Regions from separate parts of the Homo sapiens genome. Here region 2 is linked to region 1. Evidence: chromatin loops called from intact Hi-C (ENCODE). Cell type or tissue: heart right ventricle. All regions are shown on one strand. Links, peaks and the distances in the headings refer to the core of each region. The heading gives the core; the rest is flanking DNA. Region 1 holds the start of LOC105377213 (a long non-coding RNA gene). Region 2 overlaps PASD1 (PAS domain containing repressor 1).

Region 1 (9,209 bases), core at 672-8,671:
TGCTCACTGTCTTGTAAGGCAATCCAGCTCCTCAATAAACATCTGATGACAAGAATGTGCCCAGAGAGCAGGCAGGAGGGTGTGTTAGGAGATTCACTGTGCAGTTGCTGGGGTTGGGCTTGAGGGGTGAGAATGCGTTCAGATGTGTTCAGGTCAGCGCTTCCAAAGTGCCCTCCCATGGGACAGGACTTGCTGTGTGAATGTGTACCCCAGGACAACAGGGAGAATTTTTCATAAGGAAAAGGTGTTACAAACATTTTCCTAGCAGATTTTAAATTTCTTACTTTCTAGATAATAAATGTTCATTGTTTTTAAAACAGCAATGATTAAACAGATAGTAGCTGGAATTCTTTTATACGCATTTACTTGGAACAACAAGAAGTTGCACCTTACATCATTCTCTCCTCAGGTTGTTTCAAGTTATGCCAGTGGGAGCCTTTTGGGGTAGGGCAGATCCCACCTTAGAAAATACACAGGGCAGCAGCAGAAGCAATAAGAATGGAAGCAAAAAACAGATGGTCTAGATAAAGACAGAAGGAAAGGGAACCAAATTGGAACAGGAATCAAGCTGACCAGAACAAGGCTGTGGCTCTCCTAGCATATGTCTCCATGACACACACGGGAAAAGAGGGTACAGAGACCTGGACAAGTCCAGAGAGCACCCGGCACAAGAAAGTGGGCTCATTTTAAATGGAAGGGATTCATGTGGGTATCAAAAAGAATGCCAGACTGGAGAGACAATTGACAGAAAGGCAACACGAAGAGCTCTGTGAGCCCTCTTCCTAGTGAAATAAATGGTGAATATTACTAAGGAACACAACAATTTAAAGTCTCGGGAAATTCAGAGAGTATTCAACAAATGGAGAAACATTTATTCCAAAAAATGTACTAAATATCAGTACGAGCAGCAACCAGCTCCCTCACCTGCCCCCCAGCTTAGCGTGACAGCAGCTCCACTCCTTCCAGCCATAGCTCAAAACAGACAGATCCTTATACAGCCAGTTTCCTGACTAAGGTTCTCCCCCCAACCCCAGTGGCAGACTGCCAGCATTTCTCATCCCCTCACCCTGCTCCACATTGCAGAAGCTTTGCTCCAGGAAAGAGTATCTGAGAAATCTAAGTCTCTCATTATCAGAGGAGAGGAGGAGGCGGGGAGAGGAAGGGAGAGAGGGAGAAACGGAGAGAGGTAGGGAGAGAGAAAGTATTCAAAGAAGCAGGTTCTAAGAAAAGATCAGTAAAAATGACAAACGTTTATCTAGGTAGACAAAGAAAAAAATGTGAGAAGACTCAAATTACTAAAATCATGAATGAAAGAAGGGACATCACTGCCCATTGTAAAGAAATAAAAAGGATAATAAAGGAATACTATGAATAATCATATACCAACGAATTAGATAATCAATTAGATAACCAAGAGGAGATAGAAAAATTCTTAGAAAGACACAAAATACCAAAACTGATAGGAAATCTAAAAAAGCATATAAGAAGTAAAGGGACTGAAGTTAATAATTCAAATAATCTCCCACAATGAATAGGCTAGGTCCACGTGACTTCATGACTGAATTCTACCAAATGTTTAAAGGAGAATTAACACCAATCCTTCTAAAACTTCCAAAAACTAGAAGAGGAAAGAACACTTCCCAACACATTCTATGAAGCCAGTATTACCCTGATACCAAAACCAGACAAAATCATCACGAGAAAAATAAAACTATACATCAAAATTCCTGGCCGGGCACGATGGCTCACGCTTGTAATCCCAGCACTTTGGGAGGCCGAGGCGGGCAGATCACGAGGTCAGGAGATCGAGACCACGGTGAAACCCCGTCTCTACTAAAAATACAAAAAATTAGTCGGGCGTGGTGGTGGGCGCCTGTAGTCCCAGCTACTCGGGAGGCTGAGGCAGGAGAATGGTGTGAACCCGGGAGGCGGAGCTTGCAGTGAGCCGAGTTCGCGCCACTGCACTCCAGCCTGGGCGACAGAGCGAGACTTCTGTCTCAAAAAAAAAAAAAGAAAAATTCCTAATGAATATTGACACAAAAATCCTCAACAAAATGATAGCAAACCAAATCTGCCAACATATTAAAAGGGTTATATAACATGACAAGTGGGATTTAGTCCGGAATGCAATGATTATATATATATGGATGTGTGTGTGTGTGTGTGTGTGTGTGTGTATGTATTGTCTACACTACCCTGATTTTACCTGTACAGTATTTTACAGACTTTATTTTAGTCAATTATTATGAAAAACACTGTGATTTAGGAGCCAAATAACCACAGCTGACCTGGGACCAAATTCTGCTTCCAGTTGCCTGTTTTTGTAAGGTTTTAGTGGGACACATGGAACATAGCCACACTTGATATTTACATATTGTTTATGAATGCTTTTGTGCTTTGATGGTAGAGTTGAGTAGTTGTGAAAGAGACGATTTAATGTAGCTTGCAAAGTTTAAAATATTTACTACCTGGCCCTTTACAGAAAATATTTGGCTGGGCACGGTGGCTCACGCCTGTAATCCCAGCACTTTAGGAGGCCGAGGCAGGCAGATCACGAGGTCGGGAGATCGAGACCATCACCAACACGGTGAAACCCCGTATCTACTAAAAATACAAAAAAATTAGCTGGGCGTAGTCCCAGCTACTCGGGAGGCTGAGGAAGGAGAATGGCGTGAACCCGGGAGGCGGAGCTTGCAGTGAGCTGAGATTGCACCACTGCACTCCACCCTGGGTGACAGAGTGAGACTCTATCTCAAAAAAAAAAAAAAAAGAAAAAGAAAAAGAAAATATTTGCCAAGCTGATATTTTCCAGATGAGAAAATTAAATATCCAAGTTCAATATCTTGCCCAACTTCATACTACTATGAATGTGGTAGGGTTGAGAAATGGATGCAAGTCACCTGGTTTTAAGGCCAGTGCTTATAACATATATCATACTACCTCATTATCTGATAGGACTGTTATCATCCCATCACTCCCAACAATGGTCCTCAGGCTTTAATATTTTTTTTCCAAGATATTGGCATTTTTTCACTTTTTAAATGATAAAAATATTAAAAGGTATCTATTTACCTCTGAATACTTTAGATACATTTCATAGACTTGATATTCACTGTATTGCTTTTCATTATTTTATAGTCTATAATATTTCATTTATTGCCTCTTTGATCTGTTGTTTGTGAGTTTTTACTTCTTCAATTTTGAGGTGGTTGCAATTTTTTTTTAATTAAAATATGTTAGGTAACATTTTATTTTCCAGTATGAATAGTTTTCCATGCATGCAGATTAAAGAATACTTTTCATATTATATTGTAAACCAAAAAGTATCTGAGACAGGTCTCAATCAATTTAGAAGTTTATTTTGCAAAGGTTAAGGACCCACCTGGGTGATATGTCTATGCCTTTCTCCAAGTATTATTTTGAGGGCTTCAATATTTAATGGGGAAAAGCAGGCTGGAGGGGAAAGAGGTAGGGTATGGTCACATTACTGAATCCACATATTGCAAGAGAAAAGGAGCGGTTAGGGGAAGGGTCAACTATGTATTCATCTCATGCTCTGCAAATCAGCACTTTACATAAGATAAAGTGAACCTAGAGTAGCTACCTGTGGAGATACTAAACCTTTTATCTGTAGCTATTTGCTTAGGAACAAAAAGAAAGGCAGCTTCTTGCATTACTCAGCTTTCAGCTTAATTTTTTCCCTTTTGGCATAGTGAATTGGGGTCCCAAGTTTTTATTTTCTTTTTATATTTCTCTCCCGTTTTCTTCTTAAAATCTTTCAGACAGAGCATTTTAGAAGAAAATGAGTCTGTGGTCTTGGGTTTTGTCTCATCTCTTGTGGCTAGGACAGTTTATTTTTAGACAAATAGGTCCCATGTTGTTAGGAAAGCTCATTTTTGGCAGATGATGAAGTCTCAAGTCCTACAAAGAAAAAATGAGGGGAGGAAAAGATAAGGGAAGCAACAATCAAATGAAAAAGAACAATCCTAGAAAATGACTGTAAGCCATATTGCTCTGAAATCCATACATCAGTAGGCAGGTATGAAAGTGGTTTATATACATAAATAGGTTATTGTTATTTTCATCTGAAGTTTAAGTTGTCTAGCTTCAGTTTACAGGGACTTAGGAAAAGCACAGCTTAATTTTTAGTGATTTCAAATCAGGAGTTTGGCTCTGTGTCTCCACCCAAATGTCTCCTAGAGTCTCTAGGGAGAGGGTGAGTCTTATGCACAATGGTGAAGAAGAACATTTCTCTTGGCCACAAATTGTCAAAGAAGCTTTGGATTAATCCCATCTGCTGATGCTGCTAACCTCCCTAGTGTTGTTGATTGAGCTCCCATTTAATCCTAGGGAGGAATGGGCTGCCTTCTGTTGTTAGATTGGGGGTTGGGAAACATCATGTCTAGATGACCTCTTTATTATATGTCATTATCCTTATATTGACATATTCCTATATTATATTAATTATATTAGTATAATCTTCCCTTAATTTCATTAGATTTTGTATATTAACGCAGTCACTTCAGCCTGTGCGTAACTCTATCATCCCTTTCTTCCAGGGACAAAAACCTGAATGAGAGGTCCTGTACTTAGGGAGGTAAATGAACTGAAATTGATCACACAGTGTCTCCTCCAAGAAGTTGGAAGCTTGTTATAATTGTTCATGAAAAATAATTCTATGAGTGTTTCCCCTTAAGGTAAGCTCTATTTCTTCAGAAGACCTCAGGAGAAGAAAGGGAAGTAGGATGTTAACAGAAAACAATAAAATAAGATAAGAAAATTATCTGGTGGATGAGGGCACATTTTGAAAAGAGCTTTTCACATAAGGTGGGCATGACTCTGGTTAAGCCAAGCTCCTTCCTCTATGCATTCATCAGTTTGAGGTTGTGATTTTCTTCATGCAAACACCCAGCACAACTTGGAGCATGTATAAATCTGCCTCATCCCCCTAACACTGTTAAAACTCAAGCCAGAGTATTATACCTGTTGAGATAAGCAGAGTTGAAACAAGGATAGGATACCCAGAAGAGCAAGTCTATTCAAGGAAGTCCCTCCCCTCCCCTCCTCTCCCCTCTCTTTTCTTTTCTTTCTCTTTCTTTCTCTTTCTCTCTTTCTTTCTTTCTTTCTTTCTTTCTTTCTTTCTTTGTCTTCTTTCACTCTTTCGTTCTTTCTCTCTTTCTCTCATCTTTCTTTCACAGGGTCTTGCTCTGTCACCCAGGCTGGAGTGCAGTGGCATGTTCATGGCTCACTGCAGCCTCGACTTCCTGAGTTCAAGTGATCCTCCCACCTCAGTGTCCCAAGTAGCTGGCACTACAGGCACGCACTACTATGCCCAACTAATTTATTTTGTGGAGATGGGTCTTGCTATGTTGTCAAGGCTGGTCTTGAACTCCTTGACTCAAGCAATCCTCCTGCCTCAGCCTCCCAAAGTGCTGGAATTACAGGCATGAGCCACCATGTACAGCCCTTCACTGAAGTCTTCATAGTCTGAAGGCGGTGGTTTCAGACTGGAGAATAGAAAACTGAGGAGAGCTAAATGGACACTAGAAAAGGTACGTGGAATAAAAAAGTTTCTTGGTAGTAAGCCAAGAAGTTAATGGTTTTCAAAATGCTTAGAGGATTTGTAGGTGGGAACTGGATGATTGACATCTCCACAGACACTTAAATATGGCCATGACATATTAGCATAAATTTTTACCATGAATAGATTGTAGGTAAGACATGCAACAACTAGATAATGGTTAAAGGTGGAAGAAAACAGAATGTACCACTGAATGGGTTGGCAGTAGAGAAAGGCTTTGGAAGACACACCCTATCCTTGCCATGTGACTCACCAGAACTGACATGAGAAGATGAGGAGGGTGCTAGGTCAGTTTGGGAAAGTTTTTAGGAGTGCTAAAGAAATGCCCCTTTTTTGTTTCAACCAGCCTGGCCTCCTCATAAGACTCCCCACTCCTCCCCTTGTCCCCTCCTCTTCCCCATGCCTGGCCCCTCCCCCTACTCTCTACTTCCCTATGACAATGTCCTGATGGGGTTTTGTGATGTCTAAGCCCCTCCCTGCAGGCCTACCATTGGCTGGGTAATGGCTTGCTGGCCAATCAAAGCTTAGGGGTGTGGCTCATCATTGTCCTGGAAGGGTTATATATAGGGAGGCCAGGTGACCCAGAGAAGACAGTTGGGAGATGCTGATGTGGTGAAGATGGCCAGTAAAGCACAAGCCTCCAACCCAGTTGTCGAGGGACAACCACCCACAACACCAAAGAGGCGAAGAAGAGGAAGGCCCCCTCTCAACCAAGATTCAGAAGCCCTCTGAAGGTGAGTGGCGCACCCAGGCTCCTCCTTGTCTTCCCCTTGATTCCTCCCTGCCTTCCCCTCTACTCCTCCCTCCCAAGACGCCTTACCCTGTCCTCGCCTGGCACAACCCCCACCTCAGCCTGTACCCTTCTCATGAAGCCCCTGTTCCCACCCCTCCCCCATCCTCTTCCCCCAAACCAATGCCCTTCTGTGATCTCCCTGTTGTCCTTCCAGATTCCCAAGACAACCCGGAAGGGAAAAGAGAGTCTTTGAGGGAGTTCCAGGAAAAAAGCCACTCCCGAAAGACCGCCGCTTCAAGAAAACCTGAGGAAGGGAGAGGGCCAACGCTATCCAGCCACTCTGACCAGCTGAACGAGGAACTCAATCAAAAGGAGCCACAGCAGGACCAGGAAAGTGAGGAGACTTCCACCATCTCCAGCGTCTCCCTGGACAGCCAGTAATTTCAGGGCAAGTTCAAAGGACTAGATCTATCTGAGAGGTCTCCATAGGTCTAACCCCAGAGAAATAGCCAAAAGGGTCTATGGTACATTTTACACACAACAGGGTACCCCTCATGGTGATGAAAATAAAATGAACCTGTTGTAAAATGATTTGAGTGTCTGCATGTTCTAGGATGGTGGGGAGGGAAGGAGGGAGGAGGTGGTGTGTGGCAAGCGAGGGAGGTGGGTGTTGCGGGATTGGGGTCAGACTGACAGGTCCACAGTTAATCAGACAAGGAGGATAAGGATTGAGTCGGGACTGAGCACTGGAGGCAAATTTCCACTTAAGAGGCTGGCTCTGCTTCTTGCGAGGTTGCTTTCAGAAGGCCAAGGGTCAGCTCAGCACTCCTGGGCTACATGCTGTGACCCTGGGGGACTGGGACCAGGCTTGCAACTTTGTTCTCTGGCCCCTTGAGGTTAAGCACCCGCTGTGATGGAGGGGCCAGAGTGTTTGTGTTGTGTCCATGGCAACAACACTGTGATGGGGGCTGCTGGCAAAAGTGCTCCAGCAGGGCAGCAGAGGCCCCCGTGTGTGAGCATATGCAGGGTGGCAGAGGTCCCCATGTACGTGTGTAGGCGGGACAGTGTGGGAGGCTGCAGGTGACTGCGTGGTGGTGAGGCAAGGCTGCAGGTGCAAGGTGGTGGGGGTCCGTCTGCAAAAGTTCTCTCACAGTTGGGCAGGATCTGCCAGCAAAAGAACTATGGCAGTGGCCGCTGGGAAGCTGAGGCTGCGCTGCAAACGGCTGTGGCTAGGCAGGGACCTTGGTAGATGTCGGCAGACAGGGGGCACTCAGATCATACTGGCCCCATCCCACGGCTAAGACAGCCTTGCTCTGTCCAGGTCCAGCAGCTAACAAAGGCTAGAGCCACCTAGAGGAGTATGGAGAGTCTTGAGGAGTGGGCGTCCACGGCCATGCTCCACTGCAGCCGCTCCTGCGCCAAACCCTCTGGGCTCCATGCAGGCTAGAGTTGTGTCTCTGCCAATTCTCCAGGAAGTTCTCCCTGCCAGTTCAGATGTCCATGGTGGTTGTGGGGTCTCCTGCAGCTAGAATCTCAGAGGTCCGTGGCAAAATTGGGCTACTCCATGCCCATTTCACTCACCCCTTCCCTAAGAGTTGCTCAGGGGCAGGAACTAAATACTGCTTCTTGGCAACCCTGTGCAGGGTTCCCAGCTTCCTTCTCTTTCAGCCGGGGGTCTGCGTCTTTCCTCTGTCCACTCTCAATGCCTTCTTTCTGAAGATCTGTTTGGAGTGTGCTGGTCTACTTGACGGTCTGATCTCTCTCAGTGAGAGAAACTCTTTCTGGCTGCATCTAGTTGGCCATCTTGGCTCTCCCCCTCTCCCTTCATATTTTGAATGTCCAAGATATTATTCTTGGTTTCTAAATGCCCCTTTTTATGCCCTCCTTGTCCTAAATTAGACCTGAATATTGTCTTGTGTCTTTGATGACATCATTTGTAGATTTCTTTGAAGTTTTATTTTGTTCCCTGCTGTGTCTCTGTTTCATTCAACTTTCCTGTTTTTGTTGGTTACTATGTTTACTTTTGGTCTTGTGTTTCATGTAAGCAACTTTCCTTAAATATCTCATAATTCTTGGCCCACTGTCCATGAAATTGCAGTGGAATTGGTGGATCGTATAGTTGCTCTATTTTTAGTATTTTGAGGAGCCTCCAAACTGTTCTCCTTAGTGATTGTACTAACTTACATTCCCACCAACAGTGTATGAGGGTTTTCTTTGCTCTGTATCTGCACCAGCATTTGTTGTTGCCTGTCTTCTGGATAAGCCATTTTAGCTGGGGTGAGAAGATATCTCATTATAGTTCTGATTTGCATTTCTCTGATGATCAATGACGTTGAGCACCTTTTCATGTGCCTGTTTGCCATTTGTGTGTCTTCTTTTGAGAAATGTTTATTAAAATATTTTGTCCATTTTCTGTTGGATTATGAGATAATTTTCCTATAGAGTTGTCTGAGCTCCTTATCTATTCTGATTATTAATCCCTCGTCCTCAGAGGGGTAGTTTGCAAATATTTTCTCCCATTCTGCGGGTTGTATCTTCATTTTGTTGATTGTTTCCTTTGCTGTGCAAAATCTTTTTAACTCGATGTGATCTCATTTGTTCACTTTGGTTTTGGTTGCCAGTGCTTGTGGGGTATTACTAGACATTTAACTTTTAAACTTTTGTTCTTACATTTCTGTTCCAGACCTGTTGTTCTATAAAATATTTGGCTAATAGTAATAAAAGTATCTGGCTTCCTGTATAAAGTGATTCTAATGTATTGGCTTGACCAAAGTTTAAAATATCCCAGCATAGGGATTTCTAATGTTTAAAAAACCCTGCAAGGCAGTATAGTGCAATGAGAAGAGTACTAGGTTGTGAATCAGTAGACATGTAGCTTAGTTTTAGCAAAAAATC
Region 2 (9,209 bases), core at 498-8,497, 160 kb after region 1:
AGGAGAGAGGGACCTTGGCAAGCCTTAAGGAGTTAGTCAATGGTGTCTGCCGGTAGTGACAGCTGCTGCCCACAGGGTGATATGGGATATCTAATGTGATCTCCAGCAGGGACTTAGAGTTTTGCCCTTTTTCTCCTGGCTACAAGAGCTGAGATTGGCCCAGCCAGGCCTTGGCAATGGTAGATGTGGCTTATATATAGCCAAGGCTTCCTGTAGGCTTGCCTGTGGGCAGTCCTGCTCCATGCCCAGCTTGTCTTATGCCTTAAGGAAAGGTGTGGACTGTGAATAAGACCTTTGTGATACTGTGTCCTTACAGAAGCAGCCAAACACATTACGCCACGTTGTCATTCCTGATCTCCAATCTTCGGAGGCAGTGCCCAAGAAACAACAGAAACAACACGCTGGGCAAGTGAAGCGGCCTCTCCCACATCCCAAGGACGTCAAGTGTTTCTGTGGTTTATCTTTATCCAACTCTCTCAAAAACACTGGGGAGCTTCAGGAGCCTTGTGTTGCCTTCAACCAGGTATGGAAAGGCTGTTTTAACTGTGTATCTGAAAGGGGATTTTGTTTTCTTGAGGACTTTGACTCACTTGGTTCTCCTTAGGGGGTAGTGACTATCCACTTGGCTGCAATTTATTTGCCCAAGATAGTAAAAAATCCTGGGCTACCTAGACCTGAATGCACATGCTAGACCATGTATACATACATGTACATATGTGCTGGATTAGCAGACTCTCGCTGCCAGGTGCATGGCTGCAGCTAGTATCCAGTCTAACTAAAGTAGACAGTCACACAGATCACTATGTGCAGAGAGGCTCAACTGTTGTCACCTTTTGCTTTGCGAGAATTGAATGGGAGTGTTAAATAAGTTTCTGGGAGGCTCTTGCAGACACCAGGGTGCTTTTATCTGTTGCCTTTCGATGCAGCAGCAACTGGTGCAGCAAGAACAACACCTGAAGGAGCAGCAGCGGCAGCTGCGGGAGCAGCTGCAACAGCTGAGAGAGCAAAGGAAGGTGCAGAAGCAGAAGAAGATGCAGGAGAAGAAGAAGCTGCAGGAGCAGAAAATGCAGGAGAAGAAGAAGCTGCAGGAGCAGAGGCGGCAAAAGAAGAAGAAGCTACAGGAGCGGAAGAAGTGGCAGGGGCAGATGCTACAGAAAGAGCCAGAGGAGGAGCAGCAGAAGCAGCAGCTGCAAGAGCAGCCACTGAAGCATAATGTCATCGTGGGGAATGAGAGGGTGCAGATATGCCTGCAAAACCCACGTGACGTATCTGTGCCCCTCTGCAATCACCCTGTTAGATTTTTACAGGCCCAACCCATTGTTCCTGTCCAGAGAGCAGCTGAACAACAGCCCTCTGGCTTCTATCAAGATGAAAACTGTGGGCAACAGGAAGATGAGAGTCAAAGGTAAGACATGCATGGAATGGTGATAGTGGCTATGATTATTGCTTTTCCCTCATGGCTGGATCCCATGCCTGAGATCACAGACAGACGACCTATCCATGTGGCACCAGCGTCCCTCTCATCAATAGCAACTTGCTCTCAACTTGCCTTCTCTGTGGCCACGGCCATCATCCTTCTGCATGTGTGGTGCATGGATGAGCATCCATTGATGGAACAAAGGGGTACCCATGAAGAAAGGACTAGATAAGGAAGCCTCAATGCTAGGGAATTAGCCCACAAACCTTGAAATCACTTGGCTGGATTCCCCAAGCCCAGTCTCTTGCACAGGGTGTCTATGGACAAGTCTTGTGCCCATAGCTGAAAGACTTCTGGGCTTCCAGTTTCATTCCCCAACTTTCCTGGAATCTGGTGATGGCAGTAGGCCAAGTGCAGGTATCTCCCTGGCATTTATGAACAGTAAGAGGGAAGTGAGTGTGAAACAACTGCTAGATTGCTAAGATCAGCCAAGAACACATGAAGGCTAAGTCCTGAGTGGCAATATAGGGACATGAACACATTTCTGCTCAATAATAAGGTCTTCAGTTCCAAATGCTAGAAAGATAAGGTTCTTCTCAGCAATGAAAGGATTGCTTAGCACATAGTTGGGGCCCACTAAATAGTTTTGAATGAATGTTAGCTTTCTGAGACGGGCCTCCTAAAGCTCTCTGGACTTCCTTCTGGGCCTTGCTTTCGAATCAGTGACTTTGACATGAAGACTGCTTTAGGGCCATATTGTCCACTTGACCTGATCATCAGAATCCACCTGAGGAGGGTTTGGAAAGTATAGATTCAGAGTCTGGGATGGGGTTCAAAAATCTGTATTGATCACAAGACTTCCAGGCTTAGGGTTGTGGAGAGAGCACTGGATTTGGAGTTTGGAAATCTGCCTTACAGTCTCTGCTCAGCCATTAGCTCCCTGAGTGCTTTCAAAGTAGGTGAAATGACTTTCCAAGGCCACAGAGAGCATAGTTGTAGCAGGAACAAGACTGTCCAAGTAATATAAATAAAACCAGGTGAGACAAGGGATTGTAATTTCTCTCAGTGTCTACATTCACATTACTTTGACAAGTTGAATCTTAGTCAGGCCAAAGTGAGAATACAAACAAGTGAATCCTGTGGTGTAGCCACCAAAACCAAATGTGCCTGAAGCACCTACTGATGACCACGTGAGTGTCTCATCAGTTATCATGTCCAGATCCACATCACTGCAACAGCTTTCTTCTCTTACAGTTTTTATCCTGAGGCGTATCAAGGGCCCCCCGTGAACCAGCTGCCATTGATAGATACCTCAAACTCTGAGGCAATTTCTTCTTCCAGCATTCCTCAGTTTCCCATAACTTCAGACTCAACCATAAGCACCCTGGAGACCCCACAGGATTACATCCGGCTTTGGCAAGAGTTGTCTGATTCACTCGGTCCTGTTGTCCAAGTGAACACTTGGTCTTGCGATGAGCAGGGCACCCTGCACGGCCAACCCACCTACCATCAGGTATGGGACAGCCCCCTCCTTTTCCTTCCAGCGCAGGTCAAGAGGGATTCTGGGCCCCTTCCACATAAGGCACACACCCCAAGTGCATGCTGTGTGTGAGAGCCAGACTTCAAAGCTCAGTACATTTGACGGCAGTTAGTCACATGATGGTAGCACTCATTGCTGAGTAAAAATATTCTCTACAGGGTTCCTCAAAAAAGTGAGCTGGCCTAGTGAACCTTAGACGCAATCTGACTGAAACTTCTCTCAAAACTATGTTACATGGGCAAAGTGAGCCATGCCATGTTTTTAATCTGAGCTCATCGTCTGGTCCCAAGCCTCCTTTCAGACTTATGGATCTTTAGTTCTGCTACAAAATCTAAGACCTAGTGTAGGTATGTTTCCTTGTACTAAAAATAAACTTAGGGCCCCTCTGTTGAATGTGCTTGGTATCCATCTATGGGGTACCCCGTATTTGGAAGGGCAGGCCTACCTTGTGGATTATCTGCAGTGGCCATGTTTCCAGGATGGAAGCTGGTCCAGATGGCAGTTACGTAGCAGGTTTTGCTCCCCGCAGGCCCCCCACACACAATTTCACTAATGAATGGAACTTACAAAAGGTGTTTTCACTCTAGCTTTAAAAATCTTATTATAGCCTAACCTTTTTTTTTTCAAACAACAAAACCAAACCAAAATAACCAGAACAAACAGTAAGCTAAGGCAGAAAGGAGTTTAAATACTTGAGGCAAGCAAATGTATGATTATTTTCACATATACCCCTTGACTAACTGTGCCACCAGTACTGCTAGAAACTTGGTCACTTAGAGGGACTGCTCACACGGAGAGATCAGAGTGGGCAATAGGTCCTATGGTTCCTATGGTTCCATTACCAAGCCAGACTTTGTTGAGAACATCTTTCACGCCTATTTTTGAGGCACTTTCCCTCCTAGAGGGGGTCCTGAGAGACCAAGCCAGCACAAGGCTGAGCACGTTGCCCAGGGAAGTGGGAAAGGTCAGATTCTGAAAGGTTGCTCAGCTGGGAGAAAGCAGGGCAGGACCAAGTCGGAGCTTTCCTGTCCACAAAACCTCAGGGGCTCCCTGCTATCCTCAGGATGAAACCCGAGCTCCTCTTCTTAGCTTCCCAGCCCTCACTGCCTGCCCTGGCTTATCCCTACTGCCTTCTGGCACCTTTCTGCCTGCAGGTCCCCAGACACCTCCAGCTGTCTGTCCAGAGCCCAGCCCTGCTCCTTTTGCTCCCTGTGTCTTCTCCGCCCCCTTGGGTTCCAGTCCTTGAAACCTTGCATCACTTTGCAACATAACCCAAGGAATCCCTCCTCCTTAACCAGAAAACACCCCCTCAGCCCATACTTTGTAACACCATCTTTGTATCTATTCCTTCTCCCTCCTCCACACCCCAGTGTGGGTTGGTACGTCTCCTGTCACTTTGTTAAAGTGGGCCAAGTAGCTGCAAATCAGTCAGCATGGAAATGACTGAGCCCAAGACCCAAGGCTAGTGGCCTTGGCCGGCCATGGCTGGCAGAGAAGCTGGACAAGAGAGGGCCAGACACAGACCCAGGAGCCTTAAGACAACTTTGAGAAAGCCCAGGTCTGCTTCTGCTGCTCTTTAAGCTAAGATGCTGCTGGGAGAGAGAAGAGGAGAGGAACCTTATCTTCTGTAGCTCCTCCGTCTCCCATCACCTTGCAGGCTCATGTTCCAAAGAAGTATTTCTCAGCAGCTTGTGTATTTGAACTAAAGGATTCCTCCTACCACCAAAAAATGGGCCCACAGACTCTAGCAAACATTCCACCTTGTTTCACTTTTTCCTGGCAGGTGCAAGTTTCTGAGGTAGGAGTCGAGGGACCTCCTGATCCACAGGCTTTCCAAGGCCCTGCTGCATACCAGCCAGACCAGATGAGATCTGCGGAGCAGACCAGATTGATGCCTGCAGAGCAACGTGACTCAAATAAGCCGTGCTAACAGTACTTTCATGACCAGTGATGAGGGGAAATGGGGGGAGGGGGCAGGCCAATGAGGTCTGCATGGCCAGGGGACCTTCAAGGTGCGTAAAGTCCCTTGGGGTAGGGTTTAGTGGGTAGAGACTTATTTGTTTCCTGATAGGTTATGTTTGTAATTGTTTGTTAAGCACAGCCTGTTTCTTGGAAGTTATGCTGTAGAGGCAGCCTGTGATCCGTAGTATGCTAGGGTGTGACAGCAGCCAGCCACAGCTGGATCTGATGTCTTGTCTGCCCCGCCCAGCTTTGCATATCCATGTTCTACCACAGGAAGGTGGCCTGCCAAGAGTCTGCTCAAAGTTTTCAACATAAAGAATAAAGAAAAAAAAATGCCAAAGTGCTTTTCAATCTAGTAAATCTAGAGGGTTGTTTTGTCTTAGCCACAAGAATTCCGAGGTCTTGACCCTGATGATCAACCTGCCTCCCCTCCATAGTCTTGTTGGAGAAGCCCAGAGAGAATGGGACTCCAACTAAGGGAACCTGAAATCAACTCAATGGAGGCACTTCAGAGCTAAAATAATTATGGCTTCCTTGCTTAATAAACATTTTCGTTCACTGCAACTTTGTGAATTGATGAGTGACGTTTGGAACCTGACTGTGCCAAGGTCCCTGGTGAAGGGTTGGTTCCCTACAGTTAGGCCCCTTTTGTAGACCCTGCTCCCCTCAGTCTCTTGTTCACACCTCAGCTCCATGCCACATTTGCAGAGGCCAGCGACTGCTGCCTTCCCACATGGCCGTGTGCCCAGGCCCGCTGTGTAGCTTTTTTTCGTGTAGCTCAGGCATGCTGGCTCCTTCATTGACACCAAGGGCAGCCACAGGCCCACTGAACTCTGAAACAGTTGGCCTAGGGGCTACCTTCTCAGGGTGGATGGTGTTTGTGCCTCACATATTACTTCAGAAGTAAGCCTGAACACTAAAGGGCAGTGTACCCATACCTTTTACATGTGGGTTCTTTCTCTCCCATCAGTAGACTTTTTAATAGATAGGAGTACCCCCTAGAGGGAAAATAATTTTGGTTACAAGTCAAGCACCAAGAAGGACATCTTCACAGTTGTCTGCATGGTGCAGAGAGAGGTTCGGATAGCCAAACCAGAGGTCATTGTGTGCCTTTCTTAAGGTAATGAGCCATTGGTTGGAGAAAGCAAAGGAGACCCCAGTCTCTAGTGGCAAGTTAAAATAAAGGAGGCACATTAGGCCTCACATCACAGGAGAAGCCAGAGATTCTTTAGGAAGCGTGATCTCTACCATGGTTTTATGGACTGAATGTTTGTGCCCCACCCCAAATTCATATATTGAAGCTGTAACTGCCCAGTGTCGGAGTGTTGGAAGATGATGCCTTTGACAGGGGTGATTAAGGTTAGATGAGGTCACTAGGGTGAGACTGTCATGACGGGATTAGTGCCCTTAAAAGAAGAAACACCAGGAAGCCCCTTCACGTGCACATGGGCGCATGCACGCACACACGTACGCACGCACACACACACACACACAAGAGGTCCTGTGAGCACACAGCAAGATTGTGGCTGCCTGCAAACCAAGGGAAGAGGCTCCAGGACAGAACCTACCTTGCCAAAGACTTGATCTTGGGTTTCCAGATCAAGCCACCACACATGGCAGAGCTTCCAGAAACAGCCACCGCGACCTCCACATCAGTTCATTCCCAGGTGGGCAGTACAGCAGTCCTCACTGAGCAGCGCTCAGTCTGTATGTACATAATAGAACATTGCATGCACAGACTTAAAGCTGAATATTCATGTTTTCTAAACACATCAAACATTCATAAATGTTCCTATTCCCAAGCACATTTTCTAATAAAGAAGGAAGAGTTATTAAAACTACCAGCTCCAGTCCATGTTTGCAGCACACACCACAGCATGGGCTGATGCCCACTGTGGTGTCTTTAGTGTGTTTTGACGCGTATTTTGGAGACAATGAAAAGGAAGGTAGCTATAGAATGTTCTTGGGTATGACTTTTGTTCATCTCTGCCAAAATCACCGGGAAGGAAAGGTTGGGGAAGAAGGGCTGGAGTGACAGGAAGTGGGCCGGGCAGACGTGGGAACTGGGAACTGCAGCTTCAGGCCAAACTGCCTATGAGGTGAAAGGAGGGAGCTGGTCCTCCAAGGCCTTGGAATGCGTCTCTAGCCTCAATGGAGACTGCAGTAAACTTCACCTGCATCTCTTAAAATGGGCCACATCAACCTTAACGAAGACTCTGGTTTACAGCTAGGACCAAATTAAATATTCCCTAGGGGATATTAAATAATTGGGATTTTTGTTTGGTTTATTTTAATGGGTAGGGAAGACAGCATCGAGTGCTTCTCCATCGCCTATCAAATAGAATCCAGATTCTCCACCTGGCCTGGCCTCGCCCTTCCTCTGCAGCTGCATTTATCTCCTCCAGTCATGCACTCTGCCCCCAGTCCCCCGAGCCCTTGGGTTTCATAGAAGTCCTGGGCCTTTTTGCCCTTCTACATTTGTCACTATTCCGTATTATCTTATGCCCTTGCCTCCCAGCTCTATATTTTCAACCCTTGCCCACCACCATGCAAAGCCTGGCTGGGAAGGAGCCCTGCTCCATGTACCCCTACCCCCGCCTCTACCTCACTTGGAGTACACATGTCATTGCCCTTCTAGACTGAGCTACAGTGGGCAGAGATTGGGACAGATCTTGGATGCCCCCGTAACACAGTACCTTGCAGGTAAGCGTTTCCTCTATGAATGTTCGCAGCTCCCAGGCCCCAGGAAAGCCTTCCTCCAGTGCTCATTATTTAGGTAGAGCCCTTCTTAAGCTTCTGAACATTAACCAGAAACCTTGCAGCTCTTCCTCAGGGAGGAGCTCCTCGATGAGGGACTGTCAGACCTGCGGGCATGCCCTGCAGTGGGGGTGCAGTTCTGGCCCTGGGACTACAACTTTCCTGTGGGTCTGGGGGCACAAGGGAACTTGGTAGATGAGACAGCAGGGTGTAAGTCATGAAGTGCAAAGCACTGCACACAAGTTGGTGAGCATCCCTAGTGGTGGCTCCAGTTAGCCTCTGCAAATCTCTTTGTGGCACACGGAAGTCAGGACCACTGCAGGGAGATGGGGGCTGTGGGGAAGTGTAGGGGGAATTGACGGTGACAATTAAATGCCAAGAGGCCCAAAACTCCTGGAGCCATGGATGTTTCCTGCCCAGATGGAGGCCCTGACCCCAAAGGTCAAAGGCTAATTAACCACCTGGTCACCTTGTTGATGAAACAAAACCCACAACCCTGCAGAATCAAAACATGTCAATTACAGAGAGGCAAAGGTCGGCAGACAGGACAGACAAATTGCAGTATTTAGAATGGTGCAGTCAAGTGTTTGTGCAATCTATTTCCAGTTCTACCATGTGGGCAAAGTAGTTAGGAGAGGGGCTGGAAATTTGGCTGACTAGGAGTGGGGCGGACTTCAGCACAGAAAGAGGCTCAGGGCTCTAGGTAAGAGCCATGCTCTTGAGGCCATTTACACCCCAAACCTTGGACATGCTGTCTGCTAGGAAAGGCAACCTAGGACTGCTTGCGAAAGGGGTAATGGGACAGCAGAAGACTCAAGATGGGGGTCTTGAACTGAGTTCAGTGCTGCTCTTTTATTGTTCCCCTCACTTGTCAGTAGGCAGTGCCCACCAGTTTCCATGTGGGATATGGTGCCAATAGAGGCAAGGCATTGAATGTTTAGGCTTCTACCTGCTACCCACCTACTGTGAAACTCTGGGCAAATCACTTTACCGCTCCCTGTCTCTGCTGACTCACTGGAACATAGGGACAAAGATAAGACACTTGCTTGAGAGTGAGACTAGAATCCAGAGGCCCTCCTGGATCAAGGAACCAATGAATGAGTGAGAGAACAAATGTCAGCCTGTCTCCCTGCCATTCTGAGCCTTATGTTCTCCATCTCAGCTCTGATGAAGAGACAACGTGGGTTCCTGGAAGATGGCCATACCACAGAGTGCATCTCCACCCTTATTGCATTCACCTCCCCCTCTCTCTTCTCAGGCCAGTTGCGTCTTCTCTTCTGGTCTTTATCAGCACACTGTTCCCCTCCTTTAACTCCTGCACTGCCTCCTCTTTTGGATAGGCACCTCCATCCTCTGAGTCACCCAAGCTAACACGCAGACTCTGCCTGAATCCTCCCTTTCTTCCATCTATCACCTTAGACATAATTGTCTGTTTCTTCCACTAACACGGGGAAGGGAACATGAAAGTGTGAATTAATGAGGAAGTAAATAAATGAACAGATGACTGTCCAGTCTCTATTCTCTTCTGTTCCC

Evidence for each region. Peaks named below come from ENCODE experiments on the same cell type or tissue, not always from the same donor. Only the 100,000 strongest peaks of a DNase experiment are listed, where the experiment ranks them.
Region 2: it touches region 1 in a loop (2.3-fold over the local background); 17 of 110 quality-filtered maps call a loop at or near these places.

The regions. Positions count from the first base shown.
Region 1 is chrX:151,509,366-151,518,574 of GRCh38, forward strand. It overlaps LOC105373367 (a long non-coding RNA gene), which reads right to left. Exons shown (of 3, transcript NR_188661.1): 3 at 3,340-3,921. LOC105377213 (a long non-coding RNA gene) reads left to right here and starts at 6,186. Exons shown (of 2, transcript NR_135614.1): 1 at 6,186-6,315; 2 at 6,529-6,897. In heart right ventricle, for the core only: no CTCF peak of the experiment used is centred there; no DNase peak of the experiment used is centred there.
Region 2 is chrX:151,671,257-151,680,465 of GRCh38, forward strand. It overlaps PASD1 (PAS domain containing repressor 1), which reads left to right. Exons shown (of 16, transcript NM_173493.3): 13 at 317-523; 14 at 927-1,405; 15 at 2,672-2,930; 16 at 4,741-5,483. The coding sequence ends at 4,887. Among named protein-coding and RNA genes, the nearest start is that of PRRG3, 20 kb to the right of the region's middle. In heart right ventricle, for the core only: no CTCF peak of the experiment used is centred there; no DNase peak of the experiment used is centred there.